Regions from separate parts of the Homo sapiens genome. Here region 2 is linked to region 1. Evidence: read pairs that join two places in POLR2A ChIA-PET (ENCODE). Cell type or tissue: GM12878. All regions are shown on one strand. Each heading gives the region's core, and the rest is flanking DNA. Links, peaks and the distances in the headings are about the cores only. Region 1 has its middle 25 kb from the start of WSPAR. Region 2 has its middle 88 kb from the start of WSPAR.

The links. ChIA-PET counts read pairs that join two places held together with the same protein. Peaks named below come from ENCODE experiments on the same cell type or tissue, not always from the same donor. Only the 100,000 strongest peaks of a DNase experiment are listed, where the experiment ranks them.
Region 2: POLR2A ChIA-PET joins it to region 1 with 9 read pairs; 1 of 35 experiments calls an interaction of 5 or more read pairs at or near these places.

The regions. Positions count from the first base shown.
Region 1 is chr5:133,886,223-133,890,605 of GRCh38, reverse strand. No RefSeq gene overlaps it. Among named protein-coding and RNA genes, the nearest start is that of WSPAR, 25 kb to the left of the region's middle. In GM12878, for the core only: no CTCF peak of the experiment used is centred there; a DNase peak (open chromatin) is centred at 2,475.
Region 2 is chr5:133,823,283-133,827,665 of GRCh38, reverse strand. It overlaps a transcript of FSTL4 not described here. Among named protein-coding and RNA genes, the nearest start is that of WSPAR, 88 kb to the left of the region's middle. RefSeq lists an enhancer at 2,797-2,846. In GM12878, for the core only: a CTCF peak has its summit at 1,877; DNase peaks (open chromatin) are centred at 1,795 and 2,655; H3K27ac peaks cover 1,390 bases.

The DNA of each region.
Region 1 (4,383 bases), core at 303-4,302:
ATATTTTATGCTCACACATGTCAGTTTATATTAGTCACAGTTCAAGGCTCAAAAGCCACATGTGGCTGGTGGCTACTGTATTGGGCAGCACAGCTCCAGCTGTTCTAGGTGGGTGTGTGGGAGGGCCCACAGTAGAGAGGGGAGAGTCCCTGGAACTGGAAGGGCAGATCACATATCATCCATTGTTACCTTTTGTTAGGGGATGTGGGACAGCAAGCAGTGATGGGCCAGTCCTCAGGCCTTTGTGCATGCTATTTCCTGCCCACATGGCCGCTGCTTGGGGTGGGTAGAGGGCCAGGTTCTGGGGCCCTCGTGGGTCATCACACAGGGTGGAAAGAGTTCAGAAGCAAACTTGCTGGGGATGTGGGCCATGTGAATAGACAGCCTCCCACTTCCCTTACAATACTGTTTCTCCATGAGACAGGGGCGAGGTCACGCAGTCCTTACCAAATATTCCAGGGCCCTGGGTACACGCAAAGCACTGCTTTAGGGTCTGGAAATACATAGCGAAGTAACAAACATAGATCAAAATTCCTGCCTTCATGGGGCTTACCTTCTAGTTGGAGGTGGGGTGGGACAGAGGAAAAGACAGTAAATGAATATACGTATATATGAGGTGCTAAGAAGATAAACAAATCAGGAAGGGAGATGGGGTGTCCTGGGGCAGGGGAAGGTTTGCACTTGCATGTGGAGGAGTCAGAGAAGGCCCCTCTGAAAGATGACATTGAGCAGACACTGAAGGGAGGGAAGGAGGCTCACAGACATCTGGGGCAAGAGGTCCCAGGCAGAGGGAGTAACCCATGCAGATGTCCTGGAGCAGAGATGCACTTGGTGCATTGGAGCAGCAGCAAGGAGAAAGCCAGGAGGAGCTGGGGAGATCCAGCGGGGAAGCGAGAGAAAGAACGGCAGGAAACGGAGGGCCCAAGCCACAGGCCTTTCCAGCTTTGTAAGGACTTTGGTTTTTACCCTGGGTCAGATTAAAAGCCAATGGAGTGTTTTGAGCAGAGAAGTGACATGATCTGACTTCCATTTTGCCAGGCTGCTGGATGGGGAATTGGATTACTTTCCAGCTGCTGCTGTAACAAATTACCACAAATTTAGTGGCTTAAAAAACCACAAATCTATTACTTTACAGTGCTAAGTCAGAAGTCTGAAAAGCTCTTGACTTTGGCTAAAATCAAGGTGTCAGCAGAGTGTGTTCCTCTTGGGACTCTAGAGGAGGGTCGGTTTTCCTCACTCTTTCAGATATTGGCCGAGTTTGGTTCCATGGGCTGCAGGCCTGAGGTCCTGTTTCCTTGCTGTCAGCTGGGGCTGCCCCTGCCTCCTACAGGCCCTGCTGGGATCCTTGCATGGAGCCTCTTACCTCTCAGAGCCAACAATGCTGTTGGATCCTCACACTGTCTTCTCTCTGACCTCCTCCTTCCATTGTCACGTTTGTGACCACAGCCGGAAAAGGTTCTCTGATTTTAAGGACACCAGTGATTAGACTGGGCCCACTTGGGTAATACAGACTGCTGTCCCTGGCTCAAGGTCGTGAACCTCAACCCCATCTGCAAAGGCCCTTTAGCCATGTAAGGCATCATAGTCATAGGTTACAGGGATGAACAGGTGGGCGTCTTTGGGGGCATCATTCTGCTGATCATAAGAACAGACTAGGTGGTGGTGAGTAGAAGGAGGCCAAGGCAATAATCTGGCCAGAGAGGGTGGTGGCCTGGACCAGGGTTGTAGGATAGAGGTGGAGTGAAGTGATCAGATCCTGCATGTGTTTTGAAGGTAGACCCGGCAGGACATGCTGACAGATTGGACAAGCATGTGGTCTTCGAGAGAAAGGAAGGAATGAAACATGACTCCTAGATTTTGTCCTGAGCAACTGGAAGGATGGCGTGGGCCCTCTCTGAAATGGAAGGCTGTGGGAAGAGCAGGCTTAATGTTTACAGGGTCAGGATGGGAATCAGGATTTCTAAGAAATCCTGACTCTTGCAGAATCCTGATGTAAACTTAGGGAGGAAGAAAGATGGAGAACACCATTAAGGGGTCAGCCAGCAAGCCTCAGGGAGAGTGCTCACTGTGGCTGCAGCTCATCTGATGAGCACCTACCTGCCAGGTGGCGTGGAAGCACTCACCTCATCAGCTTAACGCTGCGGCAGGAGCTAACCACCACTGGGGACTCAGCTCTCACTGAGGAGACTAGAGTCAAGTGCAGGACACGCTAACTTCCAGGGCAAGATAGTGGCTTTGTAGAGTCTGACTCCAGGGCCATGTAGATCTGACTTTGATATATTTGATGTCTCTCAACTTGGCTGCTTTTTTTTTTTTTTTTTTAAGGGCTGTACATGAGGTTTCCAGCTGCAAATAAGCATTATCTGGTCCTGGCAGATGGTAGATGCACCTGACAACAATAACTTAACCATACCCTGAGAATGACCCTGGATGGCAGATGTACCTGACAGCAGTGGCGTGGTTTGAGAAATGAGAGTTGCACAAAGAGGTTTCTGTGGGGAGGGTGCCAAATGAAGGTACTATATAAGCTGCATGCTTTTTTTTTTTTTTTTTTTGAGACAGAGTCTCGCTCTGTTACCCAGGCTGGACTGCAATGATGTGATCTCGGCTCACTGCAACCTCTGCCTCCCGGGTTCAAGTGGTTCTCTCACCTCTGCCTCCTGAGTAGCTGGGACTGCAGGCACATGCCACCATGCCTGGCTAATTTTTGTATCTTTAGTAGAGATGGGGTTTCACCATATTGGCCAGGCTGGTCTTGAACTCCTGACCTCAAGTGATCCACCCGCCTCGGCCTTCCAAAGTGCTGGGATTACAGGCGTGAGCCACCATGCCTGGCCAAGCTGCATGCTTTTTGCAAGCAATTGTAGTTCTTCTGTCTAGCCCACAGTCACTGGACTGTCCCTGTATGTAAGTTCCCCTAAATAAAACCCTATGTCTCTTTTGCTGGCTTTGGGTCTCTTCTTCAGCCTCTTAAACCTGGTGCCATCACTATTGGAGTGAACAGGGGTCTAGCACAACAGTGGGGACCCAGGGGAAAAAAGCTGAGGTCTACCCACAAGACAGGCTTGTGAAGGAAGAGTCCTAGGCTCCCCACCCAATCCTGAAGCCATGGCTGCCCTCTCTCACAGTTGATGTCTGTGGCCTCCCCAGTCCAGTGTTCAGGTTGCCCCATGTCCGATATCCTTGGTCTCCTGTGTCTGTGTCTATGATCTCTCATGCATAATTGCCATGGCCTCTCATGTCGATGTCCAAGATCGCCCATGTCCAATGTCCACCTTCTCTCACGTCTGGAATTCTTTCCTAAAGCTGCTGGACAGGCTAGGGCAGCCAACATGGCAGAATGCCTGGCCCTGGTGACCTTATTCTGGATGCATATGGCTAACTTGGGAGCCAGGATGGATTTCTGTAGGATCTCCTCACCCCCAAAAGAAGGAGGTGTGTCTGCACCAGAGAGCTAAGCTCCACCATTCTTTTGTATGACATGAACAGTGAAACAGCTCTCTTGCCAAAATGCTGGAACCCACGTGATGATCAAAGGAGACACTGACCCCTGGCATGGAGAGAGTGCCTGATGGTATTGAAAACAGAGGATGAGGGCAGGGTGGGGGCAGCCTCCAAGTGTGCCTGCTTCAAAAGAAGTAGGTGTTAGTTAATTTGTTTGTTTTTGAGTCTCACTCTGCCGCCCAGTCTGGAGTGTGGTGGTACAATCATAGCTCACTGCAGTCTTGAACACCTGGGCTCAAGTGATCCTGATCCTTCTACCTCAGTCTCCCAGGTAGCTGGGACTGACTGACAGGCATGTGCCATCATGACCAGCTCATTTATTTAAATTTTTTTTTTTTTGTAGAGATGGGGTCTTTCGATGTTGCCCAGGCTTGTCTTGAAGTCCTGGGCTCAAGTGATCCTCGTGGCTTGGCCTCCCAAAGTGCTGGGATTACAGGTGTGAGCCACTGTGCCGGGCCAGGTCCTAGTTAATTGATGTGGGATTTGTATTCTATTTCAGGTTTGAAGGTAAATTGGAACTTTGTTCTGTAAATATATATATGTGTGTGTGCATGTGTGTGTATATATATGCATGTATGTATGTATATATAAAACAAGGCTTCTGGATGGGTTAGATAAGGACTTGGTCCTTAAAAATTCAGAAGATATTTATTGAGTGCCTGCCCTGTGCCAGGTATTCTAGGCACTGGTGTACAGCAATGGACGAAACAGATGAAATCCCTGCCCTCACAGAGCTTATATTCTTCTTAGAGAGTAGACAGGAAGAAACAATGGACAATGTAAGTAAAATGTATGGTACAGCAGGAAATCATAAGTGCTAGGAGAGAAGAAGTGGCAGGAAGGGAAGGTGGGGCCTCAGGGTGACTGGCCAGGGAAGGC
Region 2 (4,383 bases), core at 288-4,287, 63 kb after region 1:
GAGGAAAATCATACAAGAGGAGTCCACAGACTTGGATGTCTTCTCTCTGGTCTTAAGAAAAACTCTTCTTTTGGTCACTGAAAAGTGATGTTTAAAGGATCTCCATGTTGGTGCTGATATATAAGAGAGTATTTGCACAGTGTCCACTCTCCATTTTCCTAGAGAAATCAATCCTCCTCGTCAGAAACTTGTGGTCCCAAGACTATCTGCATCCATATCAGCTGAGCTCAGGGGCAGTGTTGGGAGGCAGGCATCCGCGACACTCCTTAGTCAATATTCTCTGCCCTCCCAGCTCACCCTGACTTTGTTCAGTTGATCGCCCCGCTGCTGTCAGGAAGGCCTGTCCTTGAACATGGTTGAACGATTCATTACCTGTCAGAGGCAGCCAGGTGTGTCTGTGCTGGGGGCTCACTTAGTTGGCTTAGTAATTAAAAGCAAACAAAGCCTGGATGGAGACCTATTGGTGCTGCTGGGGGCGCTGAGGCAGAAACAAGCAGGCAGGCAGCCAGGTCCCAGAGCCGAGGATGATGCGGTATCATAAGAGGTGACAGAGTGCTGCTTCCCTGGAGTGGGGAAAGCAAATGGCTCCTCTGCAGGCCGTCTTTACGGACCCACAAAGTTCCTGCTCCCATCTGGGCCTGGGGCGGGACTGTCACTGGGCGTGCCATTGGGCCTTCTGTGGTGAGAGGGGAGGAGGGCAAGGCCTGTTCTCAGATCCCTGCCCTGCTGGGCCCTGTTATTGGAATCACACTGGGTGCTGGTGACATCCTAAGAAAAGACAGAATTTTAGTTATTAAGTCAGTGGCAGTGGTGGGATTCAAACCCAGTGCTTCCTGACTCTAAAAGCCAGACTCTTGTTTTATTCCCTTAGGTTGGGGTATAGACTAGGTTGAATAGGTGGTCCCCCAAAAGATGTATCTACGTCCCTGAGCCCAGTGTGTGTGACTTTATTTGGAAAAACAGTTTTGCAGGTGAAATTAAATTAAGGATCTTGAGATGGGGTGATACTCCTGGATTACCTAGGTGGGCCCTGCATCCAAGTGTCCTTGTAGGAGAAAGGCCAACGGGGGATTTGAGACACAGAGAAGACACACGAAGAGGAGGCAGTGTGGCCACAGAGGCAGAGGTTGGAGTGATGCGGCCACAAGTCAAGGAATGCTGATGGCCACCAGAAGCTGAAAGAGGCAAAGGCAGCTTCTCCCTTAGGGTCCCTGGAGGGAGTCTGGTGTGGCAGGATTCTGGGCTTCTGGGCTTCAGAACTGTGGGAGAATCATTTCTGTCGTTATAAGCCACCCAGTTTGTGGTCCTTTGTTATGGCAGCCACAGGAAACTAACATGGGTGGCTCAGCACAAGTCAAAGGCTGGGATTTTCAGTCCCTTTGCAATCACTGTGGCATCTTTTTAGATATCAGAGGCAGTCCTGTCAGGCTGAGCATGGAGCCATGTGGCGCCATCTGAATCCATCTCTCCAGGCCTCTGGTGACATCGCAAGCTGCCCTAGTCTCAGTGTCCCTCTCATGTAGCCTGGAGTCCCCAGCCATGGAGCGCAGTGGAAGCTGACCTGATGCTGCATGTACTTTTGTGAATTGATTTTGCTCAGCTCAGAAGTTGCCTGCTTCTCACCTGGAGGCAGTGGCAGGAAGTTGGTGGTGTTTGGGGCCTTTTGCCCTGAAGTGGCACACCCCTTCTGCAGCCTCACCGGCAGGCGACCTCAAGGAAGGTTATAAATAGCAGCCGGGGATGGGTTCTGAGTGCCTTGAGGTGGAAACACAATACTTGATGACAGCTGAGCACAGGGGGAGACAGCTCGATGCTGGGGGCCATTGCTTCTCCGCAGCTCTGACGGTAATCAGAGCAGGCAGATGTCACCGACAGCTGGAGCTAATGGGCTGTCAGACAGGGCCGGACCAACCTGGGACATCCTCCGTGCTCCCTGGCACAAGTCCAGTCCAGACCGAGGGCACTCAAGCATGGGACGCCAGGGGAACGGCTTTGATGCCTACTGGTGAGGGCCATGCCCCTCCCTGCCTGGTGAAGCCTTGTTAGGAGTTGGTGGCTCTCCTGCACCCACCCCCGCGGATAGTTTTATTTTTCATCAGTGGGAAATGGTCATTTGAATTACTGATGAGAGATTAAAACTAAGCTAATTCAGTTCAATTTCTTCAATAGACAAAACTATTGATAATTAACCTAGAAGCAAAGGTCAATGCAGTGGTAAATGGCTGCAGAGGCAGAGGAATTGCAATGAGGAGCTATTAGTTTGTGCTAAGGTGGAAATTATACAAGAACCATCTTGAGAAACACTTTGAAATGAGTTCAAGATTCCAGACCAAAGTTTGGTGCCCACCTGAAAGACCTGCATCTCAGCCTGGGGACTTTTGAGCATAGGATTGGCAGGGCTTGTTTCTTGACTATGAAGTCCTGAAAAAGGAGTGAGCTGTGGTTTCTGGGGGGTGTGTCCTTCAAGGTGGCGTGGGAGTAGGGAGACCTGAGGCCTGGTTTTAACTGGTTTTGACTCCTGAGTCTCTGTGTGAGTGCAGCGAGGCACTGAGTCCCTGAGTGACCTCAGTGTCTCTGTGAAGTGAGGAGGTGGAGCCAGGCCACTGAGCCTCTTCATCTCTGCCACCACGGACTCTTGCCCTGTGGTTGTAATGAATGATTCCAGGGACACCAGGAAAAGGTGGGCAGGAAGCTGTGGTGCCCTCTCTATTTTTACACACAGCCACCCTCTGAAGGGGATTCACGCTGTGATTTATTAACTTGTCTGTCTGTGGAGTTGGGTGTCTTGGTGGGAGTCCTGGACTCAGGTACCATTTAGCAACCTTGAGAGTTCAAAGGGCTCAGCCATTGGACATGGTATGTGGTGGTTTCCCGGTGCATGCCTGGCTCCACCTCTCCCCTGCTCAAGGATGCCTGCGTGCTTTGGGCAGGAAAAGCCAAACTTGGTTGCTTTGGCAACAGGGGTCTTGGTGAGAAGCTGGTACACAAGCAGGTGCTTCCAGTGTGCCAGAGAAAGGCACAGGGCCTTCTTCGCCCCGAGTCTTCTTACTTCTCTGATGGAGCTGAGTCATGCATCACCTCTTGTTTAATGGTGGTGAAATATACTCAGGTACTCTGATACTGTGAAATATACATTTGGTCTTCATCTCCCTTTCCTGGCAAGAGATCCTGAAGCCCTGGAATCTCTAGAGGGATATGAGTGTCTTTTGTCTGCTTCTGAGATGGCTGGTGGCCCCTAAATAGCCTCAGGATGGGGGCACATGCCTTGTTCTGTGGATCTCTTTCACCTGGATTAAACTGGTAAATGTAAGTAAAGCGTTTCCCTGAGTTCTGTGAGCTGCTATAGCAGATTAATCGAACCCAAGGAGGGGGCTGTGGGAACCCTCATTTATAGTGGGTCCATCAGAAGCATAGGTGGCAACCCACTATTTATGATTGGCATCTGGAGTGGGAGCAGTCCTGTGGGATCTGATGCTCTCTCCAGGTAGACAGTGTCAGAACTGAATTGAAGAAGAGGACACCCAGCTGGTGTCTGCTAGAGAATCACCTACAGAATTGCGTGGTGTGTGAGAAAACCCTCCCATGCATCTGGTGTCAGAAGTATTGTCTTGAGTGCCTGGGTGGTGTGGGGGTAGAGGGAAAAACACTTTGGTCTTTGTCCCGTCTCTTCAAAGGTATTTGTCTCAGAACACTAGAAGTGGCTTTCAAACATCTATCTAGCAGCAACATTCTTTAAAAAATTAAACCTTAGAAGGAAACTCAATATGTAAGACAAAGAAAAGGGGAGCTGTTCTGCAGCGGGGAGTTGCAGCCCTCCCATCTGGCCCTTTCTCCCCAGGGGCAGGCTGGCTTTGGAGGGGGCATGAGGACTTCCCCATGCCCCAGTTCCAGGGTATGCTGACCTTGGTCAGAAAGCCACCCAATCAGCCTCCTCATTTTACAACAGAGGGACTTGAGACAAGAGAGGGGAGTGGACTGGTCCATGTGTCCCAGCAGGCTCCTGGCCAAGCAGGACTCCCCTGGTTTCCAGCTTGGTGGAGGAGTGGGGAAGGAGACAGGGGCACTCTGTCCGGGACACCATACTGCCTCTCTGGGAGCTATTCTCAGACCTGCTGGGTGTTTGAGTCTCTGACATCCTGAGGATCTGGCTTCCAGTGAGATCTCCCCTCTGTGTGACAAGTCCCCTAAGACTGACTTTCAGACTAAGGCCTCATCACTCCCTCTGTCCAAGGGGGCCCAAACCAGCCCCTGGAGAGGAGGAGAGTGCAGGGCTGGGGAGAGATTCTGGGTACAGGGGCATGATTTGGGGCTGTGCTGAAGTCCTTTCCTGTGGAATGTAATTGTTGCTCAGGGGACCAGCAGGGCTGCTGTGGGACACCCTCT